2 separate regions of the Mus musculus genome follow, and region 1 is linked to region 2. A link is a loop called in an ENCODE intact Hi-C map of the cell type or tissue named here. Cell type or tissue: left cerebral cortex. All regions are shown on one strand. Links, peaks and the distances in the headings refer to the core of each region. The heading gives the core; the rest is flanking DNA.

The links. Hi-C counts contacts between places; a loop is a spot of excess contacts. Peaks named below come from ENCODE experiments on the same cell type or tissue, not always from the same donor. Only the 100,000 strongest peaks of a DNase experiment are listed, where the experiment ranks them.
Region 1: it touches region 2 in a loop (2.2-fold over the local background); 3 of 42 quality-filtered maps call a loop at or near these places.

What each region holds. Positions count from the first base shown.
Region 1 is chr1:41,817,317-41,825,521 of GRCm38, reverse strand. All of the region lies in intron 1 of Gm29260 (a long non-coding RNA gene), which reads right to left. Among named protein-coding and RNA genes, the nearest start is that of Gm29260, 78 kb to the right of the region's middle. In left cerebral cortex, for the core only: no CTCF peak of the experiment used is centred there; DNase peaks (open chromatin) are centred at 2,390, 4,510 and 4,906.
Region 2 is chr1:42,774,819-42,783,023 of GRCm38, reverse strand. No RefSeq gene overlaps it. Among named protein-coding and RNA genes, the nearest start is that of Dalir, 28 kb to the right of the region's middle. In left cerebral cortex, for the core only: a CTCF peak has its summit at 3,043; DNase peaks (open chromatin) are centred at 1,315, 2,516 and 3,072.

The sequences.
Region 1 (8,205 bases), core at 1,784-6,783, 960 kb after region 2:
TTTTGGGTTATCATAGATTCTGAAGGAAGAAATAAGTTAAAGTTTGCCTTTAGAGGAAGCAGCATGATTTCTGGAAGTGGCTGTCAATCACAGTCGCTTCTTGAAGACACTTGGAGAACAGAGAGCCACGCCCAGTGGCTGTCAATTATTCAGCATGCCTTTTTGAGCTTACAGTAAGTACTTATTCTGTTCCGGGAACTCAGTGCTCGGGATGATCTGAGGATAACTACAGCCTTCATTTCTCTACAGCTTTCCTGTCTTCCAGAAAGAATTTTAGAAGGCACAGAGATCTAAAATGCACCAATCATGGAAAATTGCTAGAAAGTTCCTGGAAAAAAATGTAAAATAGGTTTACAGTGTTAACACTACAATGCTGTTTACACACACCAGAATAAAATTATCACCTGATAAAAGACATCAGCCCTCCTATGTTCATTTAGCAATCTTCAAAATAGCCAAAATAGGAAGCCAAACTAAGTACGGCTCAGCAGATACATGAATAAAATATGTGGTACCAGATACTTAATGGAATATTATTCAGCCTCAAAAAAGTACCGAATCCTGCCATTTACTGTAATGTGACTAGACCCGGAGAGTATGGTACTATTTGAATGAATAAGAGAAGAAAATGCGTTGTGTCCTCTCACTTGTGTATGAAATACACACCCAGGAATATATTTATGTGCAAGCATTCACCTGGAGAATAAAGCAGTGGTCATTGGGGCCAGGAAGACATGGGAATGTGTAGGTGTAAAGATAAGACATAACATCGTAGCAGGATTAAGAAGCCTAAAGATCATCACCCACATAGGATTTGTTTGAAGGTTTACACATCTGCTCCTGCCAAAGTGGCGATGGGTGAGCCTGTGAAATGGGAGGTATTTCTCACCATGGTAGCCATTTTACCAAACTTCTTTATCTCCTAACCCTCCTACTTAGCATCTTAGAGAAACAAATTGAATCTATGTTTTAAAGCAAACGTTTTTGTAATACTTCACGTTTTCCCTACTTTATCTACAGAGTATCCAAACAAAGTTCTTTGAACCTATGTACAGATATTTGAACCTTAAAGGAGCAGAGAACAGCCTTCATGGCTGATCATCATAAGCCATAACAGCTCTGACTATTGGAAGCAGTCAGTGGAGGGGCAGCTATGTCCAGACTGGAAGAACCGACATGGCTGAACCCACTTATCTTGCCAAATGACCACAAGACAATTTTAGTGTCACACTTCACAGCCCAGAGTCTTGCATCCCTCATGTGAAATGAGCCAAGAGCTGCTGTGCCTGCCCGTGCAACTACTCTGTCCTCCAGAGCCCCTGGTGCCCTCTCATAAGACCACAGTTGTCCTCCTTGTGCAAAGAGACTCAACTCAGTGGTCATAACATGGCCTGGATGAAGTAGACTTTGCCTGTGATGTTGTGATCTACTTTGGGCCATCACTTTGAGTTGGTAATATACATTTGAATATGAATCTGTGCTTTAACCTTGCAAGAAAGTGTGAAGTCTTTTCAAAAAGAGCAGGCTGAAAGTTAGGTAGAACACCGTTTTGTGTTGTTTTGTTTTGTTTGTTTGTTTTGGGTGGGGGATTACTTTGTAACCTTCTGCGACTTGTTGATAGCTTTGATTTTTGCTACTTTGTTGCTGTTTTAAGGGGAGGGAAGGCAAATGCCATAGACCTTCAAAAGCAGAGGTAGAAGTTACCACATGCAGTGGTATTTTATGATGAATATAGAAGAATGGGGATGGGGCAAATGGGCTCTGGTTGTCTGGGATGTATTTACTAGACAGTTTCAGCTTCAATGAACACAGATACTGCTCTGGGGTAAAGTAGCCCCTCTGGAAGGTCATATGATATTAAGAACATATAAAATGAGTCTTTAAATGCACGAGAAGTTATGTGGGCGTCACCTTTGAGTATGAATACCTTGACGGAAGCGCTTCAGCTTGAAGGTCCCTGCTGTTCAGTCATAACTCTGGTTCTTCTGACTTATATCCATCCAGTTCTAAGCTACTCCAGACTCATTTTCAGGATCTGGGATCCTTTGCTTGATGTACCCTCACCTCTCAGTGTCTACACTTGTCCTCGTGTGTCCTGCTGCAAGACAGATTGTTCCTCCATGCCTAGCATAAGGCATTCCCTTTCCACGTTTTATATTTCTGCATTGTCCTCAATTTCCACCACTGATGTATTTCTTTTGTCTACAGCGAATGCTGAATCACAATAAAGAACCGAAGACGATTGAAACAGATTCTGTGACATTCTGTGGTCCTAATTTCTGCCCAGTGTCCCTTCTTTGTCTCATTTCCCTAGGCTTAGCATGTTTGCCAGGCTTTTGACTGAAGATTACATGCCTCTATGTATGGTTAAGTCATTGCTCAGGGCTCAGAGCATGCTGTTGGTGTTTACAGAAATGGGAAAAACAGTACCACAGTAATTGCATGCAGTGCATTCAGAAAGTGTTCATTAAATAACAGTTAATACTAGAAGGCTCCATGTATCCCAGGGATAGGGCGGTATGGGTATGCTTATGTGAGTGTGTGCATGTCTATGCCTGAACAGCCAAATGCAGACACTGCATGCACGGATCTGGTGTAAATGCAAATCTCTTTGTTTCCATATGGTTTTTAACTGCCATGCCGAACACCAAGCCCTAACCCTGCCTCACACAACACTCAGGATGCTGCATTTTGCAGAGTAGCTTTGACTAGACGTTATACGTGAATGTTGAGGAGGATTTCAGCTCAGAATGGAATTAGCTTCATCAATATTTGTGCAAATAATTTGACCTTCATTGTTTTTAACTTATCTGAATTTCTAGAAGAAAAAATTAAGGATGTTAGCATAGAAATCATTAACTAATTGGAGAACAATTAGGAACTGTTTCCTGGCATTTTATTTGTAGTTTTCATGCTAGCATGCGTCCCGTAAGAGCGAACACCTCTTGACACAGCTCTTTAAAACTATCTTAAAGATAAGGTTATAGTCGCTGCCATTTAATTCTGTGATACTATTGAATATGAAGGAAGAACATAAAACCAGTTTAAAAAGCTTAGGATGCACTGATTAAGACTTGAGTTTTGTTGGAAGAAAACTTTGTGTGACATCTTTATGTTGCCCTAGCTGACACTCAGTGTCTACCCTAGGCTGCCCCCACACTCATAGCAGTCTTTCTGCCTCAACCTCTTAGGTTAGGAATACAGCCCACTGTGCTCTCACATGTGGGCTGTATAAATCTCCTAAGAAAGACAATTTTGAGATTTCTTTTTTGTCTCTATCAAAGTTGAAAACAGAGCTTTTTCTTTCTTTCTTTCTTTTTTTTTCCCTCCTGTTTATTCCTGGAAGGTGACCTCCCTATTTCTACCTATGCATGAGTCTTCAAATGTGGAAGTAGCCTGTTACAAAGTAAAGCTTTAACTTCTCCAAAGAAAATCCACCTGAATCAGTATGGCTACAGATTACCCAAACCTCAATTTACCCCCCAAAATGGAAATCAACTCCGGGCAAGAATTTAGGAAGAAATTATAAAGGATAGGGCAGAATTTTTTGAATGCTAAGAAAAGAGTGTGGGACATGAAGGACAGCATAAGAATTTTGTAGTAATGGAAATAGTAGAAAACTTAGGTTCTACATTTTAAAATGTATAATAATGCATTGCCGTGTAGGAAGTGGTTTGAGCAATCTCATGATTATTTCTTAAAAATCTCCAGTGATCCTACAATGCAGGTGAAATAAGGACTCAAGGCTTAAGTGGAAGAAAATACTTAAAACCCCAGAGAGGTGGTTGATTTATCCCAGCTCAGCCACTTGCTTGTGGAATGAACTCTCAGATGCAGACAAGTAGTTTAATACATACAGAGACACACACAGACACAGTCACACACAGATACACAAACACACAGACACACACAAAGATACACACAAACACACACACATATACACACTAGCCAATATTTAATTTTAAATCATTTGAAATTGTTCACTTATAAACATTGTGGGCAAACTAATCTTTTATCTTTCTAAGGCAATGCCAGGGTTTTCCATGCCAGAACCAGGACCTTAATTCTTTTTTTTATTGGGGTGCTAATTACTAAATTGATCAGGGGTGTAAGAAATTTAATTTTCCTTCCTCTCTAATTTCAGTAGACTAGGCAGAATGTTTTGGGATGGCTGATGGAATGTTTAGATGGTAGGAAGGATGGTGGATCTGCAGACCTGCTTTTCATCACTGTAGACAATTACGGGCTTATATAGGAAGGGCATGTGTGATTTCGTTTCAGCCTCTCCCACTGATGACCACTGTGCAATCTGTTTGTTTGCCGTCATTTAGAGTCCATGGATAGCATGCATCCCTCGAGGCTTTGTTTCAGGACAACAACTGCAATTACAAGGGTCTTATGAATCTTACACAGGGCGGCACCACTCTGACTGGGTCATAGCTGAGCCCAGATGGCAGTTCTTTTTTCCTTCAGAAATTCATTCTTCCTTTCCCACTATAAGTAGAAGCAAGCTAAACTACAATTTAGTAGAGTTATAAAAAAAATAATGAACTCTGCCAAACTGTGACTTGCTTCTGAAAATGTAAAAAAAGCTTCCTCCACTTTCACCATCCAACATCATCCAGAGAATCCCTAGATCCTTGTTTGGCTTGCTATATTTTGAGTCTTAGAGGCTATTCCTGAAGGCATGGGATTCAACCACACATTCAAAACCACAAAACACACAAACAAATATGCATGCACATACATACGAACCAACGTGGAAACAAGTCGTATGAATTAGAGGTTTGCCACATGTGAGCAATTTCTTAATACATGTCAAGTCAGGCTTTGATCCCTTTCTTCTTTTTGGCTCATCTTGGAGCAACAACACTGTGTCCTCTATGTTAGCTAGGAACCTAGACATGCTTTTCATTCTTGGCGGTGAAGGGTAAGAGGGCTACATAGAATTAGAAACGTCCACCTTTCCTGTGATTGGAGGTCAAAATAAATGCCTTTGGTGTGAGTCAAGAGGGTGGCAACAAGGATGAACTGAGAGACAGATCTGGGCAGATAGTTAACTATACTTTTGTCTTGGGCACTTTCCCATCTCTTGTTCTGTACCTGAGGGGATGTTTTTGTGTTTAATTAACTATCTTATTTTTCACCCTCTGGCTTTGCTGTTGAGTTCTGTATGACAATTAAAACAACTATCCAAAGGTACCATACATACCCTAAAGTTACTAATACTGAGTGAAATGTTATGAGTCATAATAGTCATGGTGACAGACCCATCAGTCCTATAGCAGAGATGTTCTTCTTACTACTCCAGTGCATCCCTCTTTCTTTCCAGAGTCATAGCATTTAAGCTGCTTTGTGGAGAAGGAAATTAAATATGCTCTCCCCGTCCCACCCCCCAAAATGGCTTGTAAGCAGAAGTAGCGAATCATTCATACAGATCTGTGAAAGACTGATGATTTCTAGAAATAGTTACAGAGTAGGGTAGTGCCCTTGCCATCTGAAAAAAAATCTTTCTAGTTTCTGAATTTCAAATTAAAAATGAAACTAAGTTTAAAAGTACAGTAACTAGAGAAAAAGTGTTTGAAGAAAACTCACACCCCTCTATGAAAAAATCTGAACCACAATGAGTACTAGAACTCTCTTCTACTTGGGGAAGAGCATTTACTCTTGCTGAACCATATAGCAAGTATCAAAATAACAGCAAGAAACTGGGCACGTTGCTTCTGAAACCTGAAGGAAGCTAGTGATGCCATTTCCTTGCTGCTGTTATTCAACAGTCACCTAAAATTTTAGATAGTTCACTAAGACAGTCAAAGAAGACAAATACAGAGTAGAATAAATAAACAGCATTGTGTTTATTCATAAATGCTTTAGCTGTCTTCATGAAAAATCCCCAAGACTAGATTTAAAATTAAAAATGAGTGTCTAAAGAGATGTTTCAGCATTAAAGAGCACCTTTTGGTTCCTAGCACCCACAGTGTATCTCATGACTGCCTGAAAATCCAGTTTCAAAGAATTTATCTTTCTTCTGAATTTTCTGGGCACCAGAAATACACACAATACGCAACATATGTGGAGGCAAAACACTTATACATGTAAGAAAATCTTTCATTTTTTTCTTAATTTTGAAAAGTACTTTGAGAACTAATAAGAAGTGTTAGTAGGGCTGCCGCATAGAATATAATATTTTTATAATATAAAAATAACAATTGTTCCCCTGGACATCAGCACAGAAAAAGTTAAAAATTAAGAAATAAAAGCCTTCTCTAGCATGACACAAAACAAAGGACATGTAAACTTTTACATATAAATATAGCAAAATACGTACAAAAGTAAATATGACCATAGCTACCACAATCTGTTGGAAGAGATGAATCAAAAACCCTCAGAAAGTCAAAGTGCAAGTTCACCAGCCAATATTGATCAGAAGAGAGCAGGCTGCCTGAACCAATCCAACCATAGGCATCAACAAACTGATTGTAAAGTGTATGCTCAAAATTTAAAGCTTAGAACCAATAGAGTATTGAGACAGTAGGGTATTTGCAAATCTATAGATGTGATAGAGAGTTGGGGGCTTGGAAACAGACCTCACAAATGTAATCAGCTGATACTTGACCACATAGACTTCCACACACATAATCAACGAATCTTGACAAAGAAAAAAAAAGGAATTTTATGTTTTTACCAAATTTTGAAGTCACTGGACATCCAACTCATTTTTTAAATGAGGCAGATCAATGAAACAGATTTTTGTTAAAGGAGTGGTCTGTGTATACCTTCCTTTTTACCACATAAAATATAAAACTATACACTTTCCAGGAGACAAAAAGGAAAAAAGTCTCTATGAGACATTAAAGCTCAAAAACCATACTCCACAAAAAGATGACATCACTAAAATTAATACCCCAACTTCAATAACAGACACTAAGATTCAGAAAACCATATTCTCAATGACCATGTTCTTTTTAAAAACTGATAAAATATAGTTCTAAAATAAAGGAGTCTTAAAACTCCACGTTAAAAAAAGATGCAAAACTCAGAACAGTCATATATAGTGAATATAATTAATACAATGTATGGATATTATATAATAGTGAATATTCCTATGCAGATTCACATGCTATCTGTATTCATGGAGAACTGCAGATGTAACAACACTTTATTGATCATCCCAATGCTTTAACCAAAACTCTTAAATAGCAGCGAGTCTGTGACCTGTCCAGCCTTCTCTGAGGGGCTGCAAGGAGTAAAGCTGTTTAGAACTTACATTAGTCAATTCCTTAAAACTCAAATAGTTCTTCTATAGAACCAGCAACTGAGTTCATAGTTACTTACCCATAGGATTTGCAAGATTGTCCACACAAAAGTTTTATACTATTTTCATTCAAATTGTGTTACATACATAGAATGAAATACTTTTACCCTTTATTGACATTAATGAGCCTGTAAGCCATAAAAATTATGGATACATCTTAAATGCAACCACAATCCTCAAAATAACCAGTCTGAAAATATCATATAGTGTATATTCCCCTGGCTTGAAAATACAACAGCTAGGTAACTATCCAAGGTAACCCGGATGGTATGCGACTGTGACACTTACAAGGGCAGTCACTGAATATGGCACTAATCTCAGTGACCATAGATATGAATGGGTTTTGTGTGACTAACTAAGGGTAGATGATGGCTTGCAAGGCTACAGTTCTCCAGTGGTGTGTACTTCAACCATGGGCATGGGTAAGACAGTCCTCATATCAGTGTGTATTCTTACCAGAGTTGTGTGAAGAAATGGATCGCCATATGACTGAATGAGCTTTAACAATTTGATCTGCAAAGTTTGCCCTCTCTGCCCACACTCTCACATAATGGACTGCCGACCTTAAACACTCCTAAAGATTTGGCGGCTTCCAAGCTTTCAAATTCTCTATTTGGAACTGCAGTAGACATTGTGTTTGTCTCTATAGTAGTCATTATTTCCATACAATTTAAGAGTAAAATATAATAAATTTAAAAATAGCAGCAGTGTCTACTCAGTGTGAATATTATCATATTTTATATGTTTTGCACAGGTAAGGATTGCTCCAGTTCTCAAGGCAACATGGTTGCCCCTTGGTATCTGCTAGATTGGTTAACAGGACAGCCAATCAGTACAAAAACCCATGTTTTGGTCCCTTATAAAAAGCAGGTAAATATTACATAGAGCCT
Region 2 (8,205 bases), core at 1,062-6,061:
CCCACATATATGCCATAGTGTGTTGACCACTGACCCCGGTGCTCAGCTATGTGACCCACCCCCCCCCATTCAAAATGTGCTGCAGTAGGGAATTTCTATCACACTAACAGCCCTCCAGCGTCCAGTTAAAAGGAACTCTCACAGTTCCAAAAGCTCTCCTGACTGTCCTCAAGTGAGCTCTGTCTTGCTTTGGTGGCTTTTAACATGCATTTGTGTTATTATAGCAGTGTTTGATACTGGGTAACTTGTTTTAAAAAAAAAGAGACCTACTCAGTTTACACCTTTGAAGGGTGAAAGTCCACGATCAGGTGTTTCTATCTATTTGGCTGCTAGCAAATGCCCTGGCTTCGTTGGAATCTTGTAGAGAAAGGAAAAGGTACATGTGTGACCTTGCTTTATAGCAGCCTGCTTTCTAGAGAATTAACTCCCTCCTGGGATAACCAGTACTGCTTCACAGTGCTGCTGTGTCCTATCCTAACTGCCTCGCATTATAGGCTCCACTTGAGAGATTTATCATTGTGATTCTACAGTCCTACCCACCTAGCCCGCAGCACGTGGACCGTGGGGCATGCACTCTACACAAATGCAAGTCACTGCTGTCTTAAAAAAAAATCTGTTACTTTACCTAGGGCCGGATAAGCATCCGAGCTCCTTGCAGCCTGACACACAGGTTTGCCACTGGAGAAGCCAGGCTTCCCGACTAGCTCCTGCTAGCTCTGGCTTATACCCACCACCAAGGGTGCTCAGTGAACGTTTCCAGAAGAATTGATCGGAGTTTGGGTCTTATAGGAAGACAAGATAATCTGTGTTTCTGGCTTCTAGCTGAACTGTGCTCCATACTCGGGAGATGTGGTTTCAATTCTCTAGAGGTACAGAAAGAAAAATGACCCACCATGCGAGTTTCTAAACAAGAACCAGTTATGCACACAGAAATGCTGGGAGGCACAGCTCAGCTAATCTGCAGCCCTGAGGGTGAACCCAAATACGTAGCAGGTGCTTGGTTCCGTCTCCTGCTCCCTTCTGAGCTGTTGCCCCCTCAGCCTTAAGCTTCCTTTGGGGTTTTTGCCTACTTTAACTTTAAAGCCCCTGACTTAAGATATCTAGCCTACACCGAGAGTTTCCCATCAGCGCTAATGTGGGTGAGATTTATGCTTATTGAGTGCAGAGCCAAGATTTCAAACTTCTCTGTATCAGTCACAGCAGCCAGACCAGAATGGAGTCCAGAATTATGAGTTCAATCGCCATCCAACCAGTGAGCAGGCCTGGCAGGAGCCTTCTGCAGATGCCTTCCCTTCCCAGCGCTCTCCTGGCAGACAGCTTGGGAACACTGTGGGAGAAAGGCTGCAGTTTCCAGCAGACACTTCTCTCGTGGAAGATGGATGGCAACGTGGAATCATCCTAACAGCTATGGCAAGAGGAACTTCCTGTGTGCGTCTGACAGGACACACGCTGGGTTTATTCCATTTACACTCATCATTTCACCAAATCCTTATGTACCTCTATAAGGAGTGTGCTAAGGATCCTATACACTGTCACACAAAAGGAACGAAGGGCTGCTTTGGGAATCTCAGGAACATGAGTCGCACAACCCCTAAATGAGCCGGAAAACGTGCCTTTCCTCTGGCCCTAATATTAACTGTAACTATACCAGAAGCCAAAGCGAAGAGTTTGACATCTCGATTTCCTCACAAACAGTAATTGTTCTAAAGAAAGGGGCCAGGAGATGCTGTCTCTGTCTTCTGGGTTGCTGTAATCAGTCTGAGTTGAGGATGGTCTTTTCCCTATAATTGGGCAAGAAGCTAAGGAGTAAGTATTTGATAGAGGGCTATACTTGTCTGATTGACTTCAGGCACATCCAAACAGTCTACCAGGGTATCCCTCTAAGATATGTCTGCAAGAGCTGGAGAGCTGTATAAACGTTAAATCCTGGAAAAGTTATGCTAGCAGACTCTACCTCTCCTCAAGGGACACTATGTCAGATATCAACAATAAAATTATTAATGACGATCGCTTTTCACTTAAACCAAGTCACTTATACGGAATTGCACTTAGGTAGGTCTAAAAACAGGTTCAGAGTCTATCTCTCCTTGGAGGTGACTGGCGTGTCTTTTTCTCCATTCAAACTTAGAGAAAATGCCCAAGCTTAGAAGCAAACTTACTTCTCCAGGCTTATTGGAACTCAGAACACATCCCCTTGACAGACACAACAGGGATTAATGAGCCATGGCCAGAAGTTTGATTTTTCTGTCAAGTGCTCCCATCCGTTTTTAATAAACAGAAGAACAACAGCAACTTCACTGCCTGCTCCCCGTCGCATAAGTGGGGCTGCCTGCTCCTGGTAGCCTGAGTGGAGAGTGGCGTTCGGACGGTAAATGATGGACGAATGCGTTTATGAGCCCCTTCGGTCCGCTTCTCCTGTGGCTGGCTTTTCACCCAAGTTCCATTTCTCTGCCTCTATTCAATGTGGGCGGCCCAGAGCTTTGCCAAGGGAAATCGTCAAGTGCGATATCACATTTACAGCTAAACGGCTTCAATTTCGTGCCACTGGGGCACTATCTGTGGTGTAAAGCTGCCAAAATACCCACTGTTTTCCCGTTAAGCCACGCTGGGTGCTTTCACAGAAGCCCGCTTCCTGGGAGGACAAGAAGTTGAGCCAGAGTACAGCTACCCTGCAAACAGCAGATCATAGGAAGCAGGTAGGGCTGAAGAGCAACACCTAGCAACATGGCCCTCCTCCTCCAAGCTTGTGAGGCCTCATTTGATCTCAGTTAAACTGTTGCCAGTAGGTTTTACGCTGTTCACATTCACTGAAAAAAAAAATCTCATTGCTCACAAAAGTGATGTTTCTATTGTAGAAACAACAGAGTGGTATTTCTCTTTGCTCTTTATTTCTTCCTTCCTTCTTTCCTTCCTTCCTTCCTCTCATTCTTTTTCTCTTTTTATTTTTGGTCTTGCAAGACAAGCTGGGATTTTTTTCAGGGGAGACCTCTTTATTCCCTGAGAGCCTGGCTGAGAATCGCTGCCTTAAGCCATACTGACCACAGGATGTCCCCAGCGTTCCACGGAAATCCCATGGAAAGGGCATTTACCTGGTAATGCAAAAGTTGTTTCTTAAGGAAGAAAGGTCAGAGCATAGAGAGATGGTCACATCTTCCGTTTCATACCAAGCTGGCTTTGCAGAGGCTGCCTCAGCACCACTGTCGAACATCCCAGCATCTTGAGTTGAGGTTGTCCTTGAAGTAGAATGTGCCATCTACAAGCAAAGCCACTAAACCTAACAGCCCAGAGCTGATATTTAATCGCCCCTGAAGAGAAGTCACCCTGAGGCAGAGTTAATAACCAATACCAGACCTTTTTTTTCCTTCACTTTAATTTTCTTTAAAAGCTTCATGCTCAAGCAATGTGGTGACCAATATCTGATGAAATTATATGCTGTTCAAGATGTTCCTTGAGCTGACACCTTTATTAAATCCCCAAAGGAGCGTCTACAAGAACTTAACGGAGGAACATTGGAAAGGAGCATGAACATGAGTGTAAAGTTATTGTTGAGTTAAAATAAGATCTTTAAAACCTTAAACTAGATGTAGGATAATCAATCCATCCCTCTACCGCACAGTTTCAGGGGTGATATAATAACGCCACAAGAAGACTTCCAGGCTACCACAAACAAGACATTAAAGGGAAGATTCCAGAGGGAGGGGGCACATCTGTCAGCCCTTTTGGAGGCTGGGTATAGAACTCATAGAGCTTATGAAATATCCATGTTCTCCTATTTAAGAGGTAGATTACACCTTTCAGTGTGGGGTCTTCTCATCGAAAGACCAAGGTAGCTTGTCAGTTTCCTCCCTGGCTTGGACAAACCTCAATTTAAGCAGACCTCAACTAGTTTCTGTTATCAAAGCTTCCTGAGTTGAATGAACCCCCAAGTAGATTATGATAAAATTCCTTTGTGCTAACTTAGCCTAGAAGAGTCTGGTTCCACCAGGAGCCTGTTAGAGAACACGGAGGGTTGCCTTAGGGAAGATAAGCAAAGGGTCTAGGTGGTGTCTGCTTCCCTATTCATTCATTTATACACCCAGCTGTGCGAAGCTGAGTAACTGTCATTCCTAAATGCTAATGAAAAACCATGTTTTTCCTGACACAGAGGCATTCATGGTCTTCACTGCACCCACTCTGAGTCCCTAACTGCACCTGGGAAAGAGCCTTTAAGGAGGGTTTACACCTAGGTCAAGGTCACTGGTGTGGGGGTCACATCCACTATGACTGGTTTCCGTTAAGAAGAGGAGGTGGTGACATCACCATGCACAGAAAGGTGGGAATTTATAGCTAGGAAGTTGTGGGAGAAGGCATTGGACACAGGTAAGGCCTCAGGTGAGAGTAATCTTGAGAACACCCTGATCTTCTTCCAACCCCTCTCTGTATCCATGGCAATTCTAGAAAATTAATCTAGAGCAAGATGTCCAGTTTGGGCAAGCTAGCTGTGTAATTGTAATAACTAGCTGTGTAATAATACCTGTTGCAGGCTCTTGTGTTAAATGCAGTTCATGACTTAGTAATAATGGCTGCAGACAAAGTGAATGCAAGAATCCTACCCACCAAGAGCTTTACACATATACACTTGTTATATTGGAGGCAACCATTCTGGTTGAAATGTTCACTTTTATAAGATAAACTGGGGTAAAAACTCCACTCCTCCAGCCTGCTGCACCCATGCTCACTCCCAGAGCAAAGGATACTACCTTTAAAACCAACAGCAGGTAGGGGCTTAGAAAGGCAGGAGAGAGACAGAGTCCTTTCCTCCTTAATGTTCTGTTTTGTACAATAATTTTAGAGATGTGCATTGTGTTTTAACCATGTATGGGTGGATTTTAAACAGGGTGCACGTCTTCAAGCAAATAAACCAGCTACCCTGGAATGAAACTTGGTGCCCACTCTGTTAATTATAGGGTCACATCTTTTCTCTGTTTCAGGGCACTTGTGTGTCTCAAAATGTTTACCTTCCAAATTACCCAGTGTTTCCAATTCTCTATAGACTGCACCACGTGACCCACATGAGCAAGAACAGTCAGCCTTGCGAGAGAGGTCTGTGATGTGAGCACCAGCCTGGTTGGTGTCGGAGCCACAGTTTGCGGAGCTGCCCAGGGTACATGCACTGCTGGCTCATTTCGTTCATTGGCTCTTTCAGCGCTTTACTGTCTCCTGGGTGATTTGGAAGCTGTGTCTGAGAGTCTTCCTCCCACTAATTTACAATGGTCTTCTTAAAATGCCCCTATTGCTGCATCTGGCAGGTATACCTGGACAGAGCCAGGATGGAAGGCCTCCTTCCTACAGACTCTGATGCCTGAGATTTGGACCATGAGTGTGACTTGTCAGCCTTTGCTGTGTGTGCAGGACCCACCTGGAGCCAACATGGCTCAGTGCCCAGGGTCCTTACCACATGGCACATGGCTTCATAGAAATATCTGATATCTCTCTCTCTCTAAGATGATAGGTAATTATTCTAATCACAAAGGGATTTGTTACTCTAAAAAGGATCTGCTTCAAAATCTAGGCAGCTCACTGTGTGGTTGGGGACTGCGATGGTTTTATGGGGATTCTATTGCTATTCTTAAAAGCTCACAGATTTTTTTTTTTTAAAGGGAAAGGGAGCTGAGAAGATATCATGACTTATCAGGTAGGTTAAAACATTACTTTCTCCAAAGTAAGCCTTTGAGAGAGTCATGGCCGAAGAAGAAAGGGTAGACCTTCACTGCTCTGAACTTGAGCTTACTGCCCAGTGGACACACATCCAGAAAACTATCCAATTTTCACAGGTCAGAAAACCGAGTTCTGTAGAAGCTGGGTAACTTTTGTGAGACCAAGTTCCTCAATGACTAAACCCTCTGTGAGCTTAGAAGAAAAGGAGGAGGTAGAGGAGGAGGAAGAAAGGGAGGATGAGGAAGAAGAGGAGGAGGATATTTAAGGTATGAGCTTGAAATTGAAAAGTCAAAAAATAGCAACCACACAGCTCCTGACTCAAAAATAGAGAAATTGTGTAATAACTGAAAATGGAGTTTTAAAGTTCAGTTTGGCAGAGTTTTAAGGGGCCATTTAGGAGGAATCAAAAATCTTATTTTTTTTTTTAAAGAGACCAGCTTCCTCTCTAAGGTATCAACAACAATATGAGGTGAGGAAGGGAGTGGACAAATTGATAAATAAAGTAAACACAAAGAAAATTTATATAGTCTTGACAATTGTAAAGCATCCCTTTTAAGGGTAAGGCAAAACCCCATTATTGGTTGGTCACAACCATTTCCAGCTACGATCTCAAAGGATGCATATGAGCTCTCTATGTCCTGTCTTCTTTATAACAAGCAGAAAGTAAACACAGTTTGGTGTTTAAATAGCTTTCCTCTGGTTGTTGGTCACCTAGTCTTCCTTTAATTTAATAAATCTGTTGCAAGGGCTGGGGAGATGGCTCAGTGGTTAAGAGCATGTGTTGCTCTTGCAGAGAACCCAGGTTCAAATCTCATCACCTACGGGTGATTCGTAAACATTCCTAACTCCAATTCCAGGGGACCTGATACTCTCCTCTGAACTCCATGAAACTAGGCATGTATACGGTACATATACACACATACAGACAAAGCACTCAAGACATATAAAATAAATACATCTTTTAAAATTTGAAAATTAATTAGTCTGTTTCTATAAACCATCTCTGGGCAATGCATGGCAATATTTAGACTTCCTAGGATATGATAGGAGGTTCCTGGGGCTTGGTAAAGGATTGCCTCTTCAGAGATGGGTTTTCATGGGGCTAGGCTGGAAGTATCTACCTGGTTTTGGCATCTACAGTATTTTACTTTCTATGCAGCTGAAGGGAAGTAAATGATTTATAAGAATCACAAAGCATAACACAAGGCCCCACTAGCTGCCTGGCTCCTTGGCTCAGTTACCGGATGCTGTTCTGGATGCTAACTTCTGTGGCTGCATAGTTACTTCCAGGAACTCGCCTGGGTTTCTTTATTGTTCTCAATGCACAGTACACTTATGCTCAGCAAGCCTTCCTCTGTGTGTGAGAGTGCTTGTGTGTGTGTGTGTGTGTGTGTGTGTGTGAGTGAGTGTGTATGTGTGCAAGTATGTGTATAAGTGTGTGTGAGCCTGTATGTGTATGAGTATGTAAATGTGTGTATGGTGAATGTGTGTATGTGTGAGTGTGTGAGGGAGTGTGTGAGTATGAATGTGAGTATGTTTGTGTATGAGTGTGTGTGTGTGTGTGTGTGTGTGTGTGTGTGTGTGTGTGTTCACCCTTCTCCTCAGGAGTGCTCTGGCCATGGCCCTGGAGGGAGAATTGTGTATCTGAGAGCAGGTGTAGGGTGGAAGACAAGGCCAGTGAAGGGCTTCTATCAACCTTTGGTGCCTTTTCTAGCACAGTGCTCCCACTAATGAGCAGAGCCCACTAATGAGAAGAGGCTGGGTCTCTCCTTTTCCAGAGACTGAGCCCATTACCCTTTGGGTCCCCACCAGTCTGAAGGCAGCAGGCCTGCTTCCCAAATGGATGGCTTCCAGCTCAGTGTACCACTCCCATTCCTGGTGCCAGTGGCCGTGAATAACCTCACTTTTGTGCTTTTTAAAAAATATTTCTCTACCCCAGTTCTTTCCACACACACACACACCCCCAAGCTTGGTGGCCCCATGTGGTGATATTTCTTGAAATGTTAGATTCTTTCTTCCTCTATTCCCCCTCCAGTTCTGGAAGCATTTTGTTTCTGTACTGCTTTGTGAATCGGGTACTGAGTCCAGATCCTTGGGGCTTTAAAGTTGAATTAATTATTAAACAGGAAGGGGGCAGTACTTTTAGCAGGCGCCAAGTAACTAACTATACTTATACTGCAAGCTGGCACCGCTCCGCTATCCTGTGCTGTGGTTTGCTGAAGGCAACTGGAGATTTTGATTCTAGTTTTAATCATGCATTTCTGTATGTTTTGGGGCAGTGCAGAGTTGGCAAGCACAGGGCTAGGAAGCCAGGCTCCATCACCTACGGACCATTTTGACCGAAAGAGGGCTTTGGGGTTTTGTTCTGTTTTGTTCCTTTTAAAAGAAATCAGAAATACTTTGCCAGTTCATAAATCAATCTGAAGTTATCCACTTCCAACTGGTTATTTTTACCAGAGACAGGGCGGGCTTCTCTCTATCTATCTATCTATCTATCTATCTATCTAT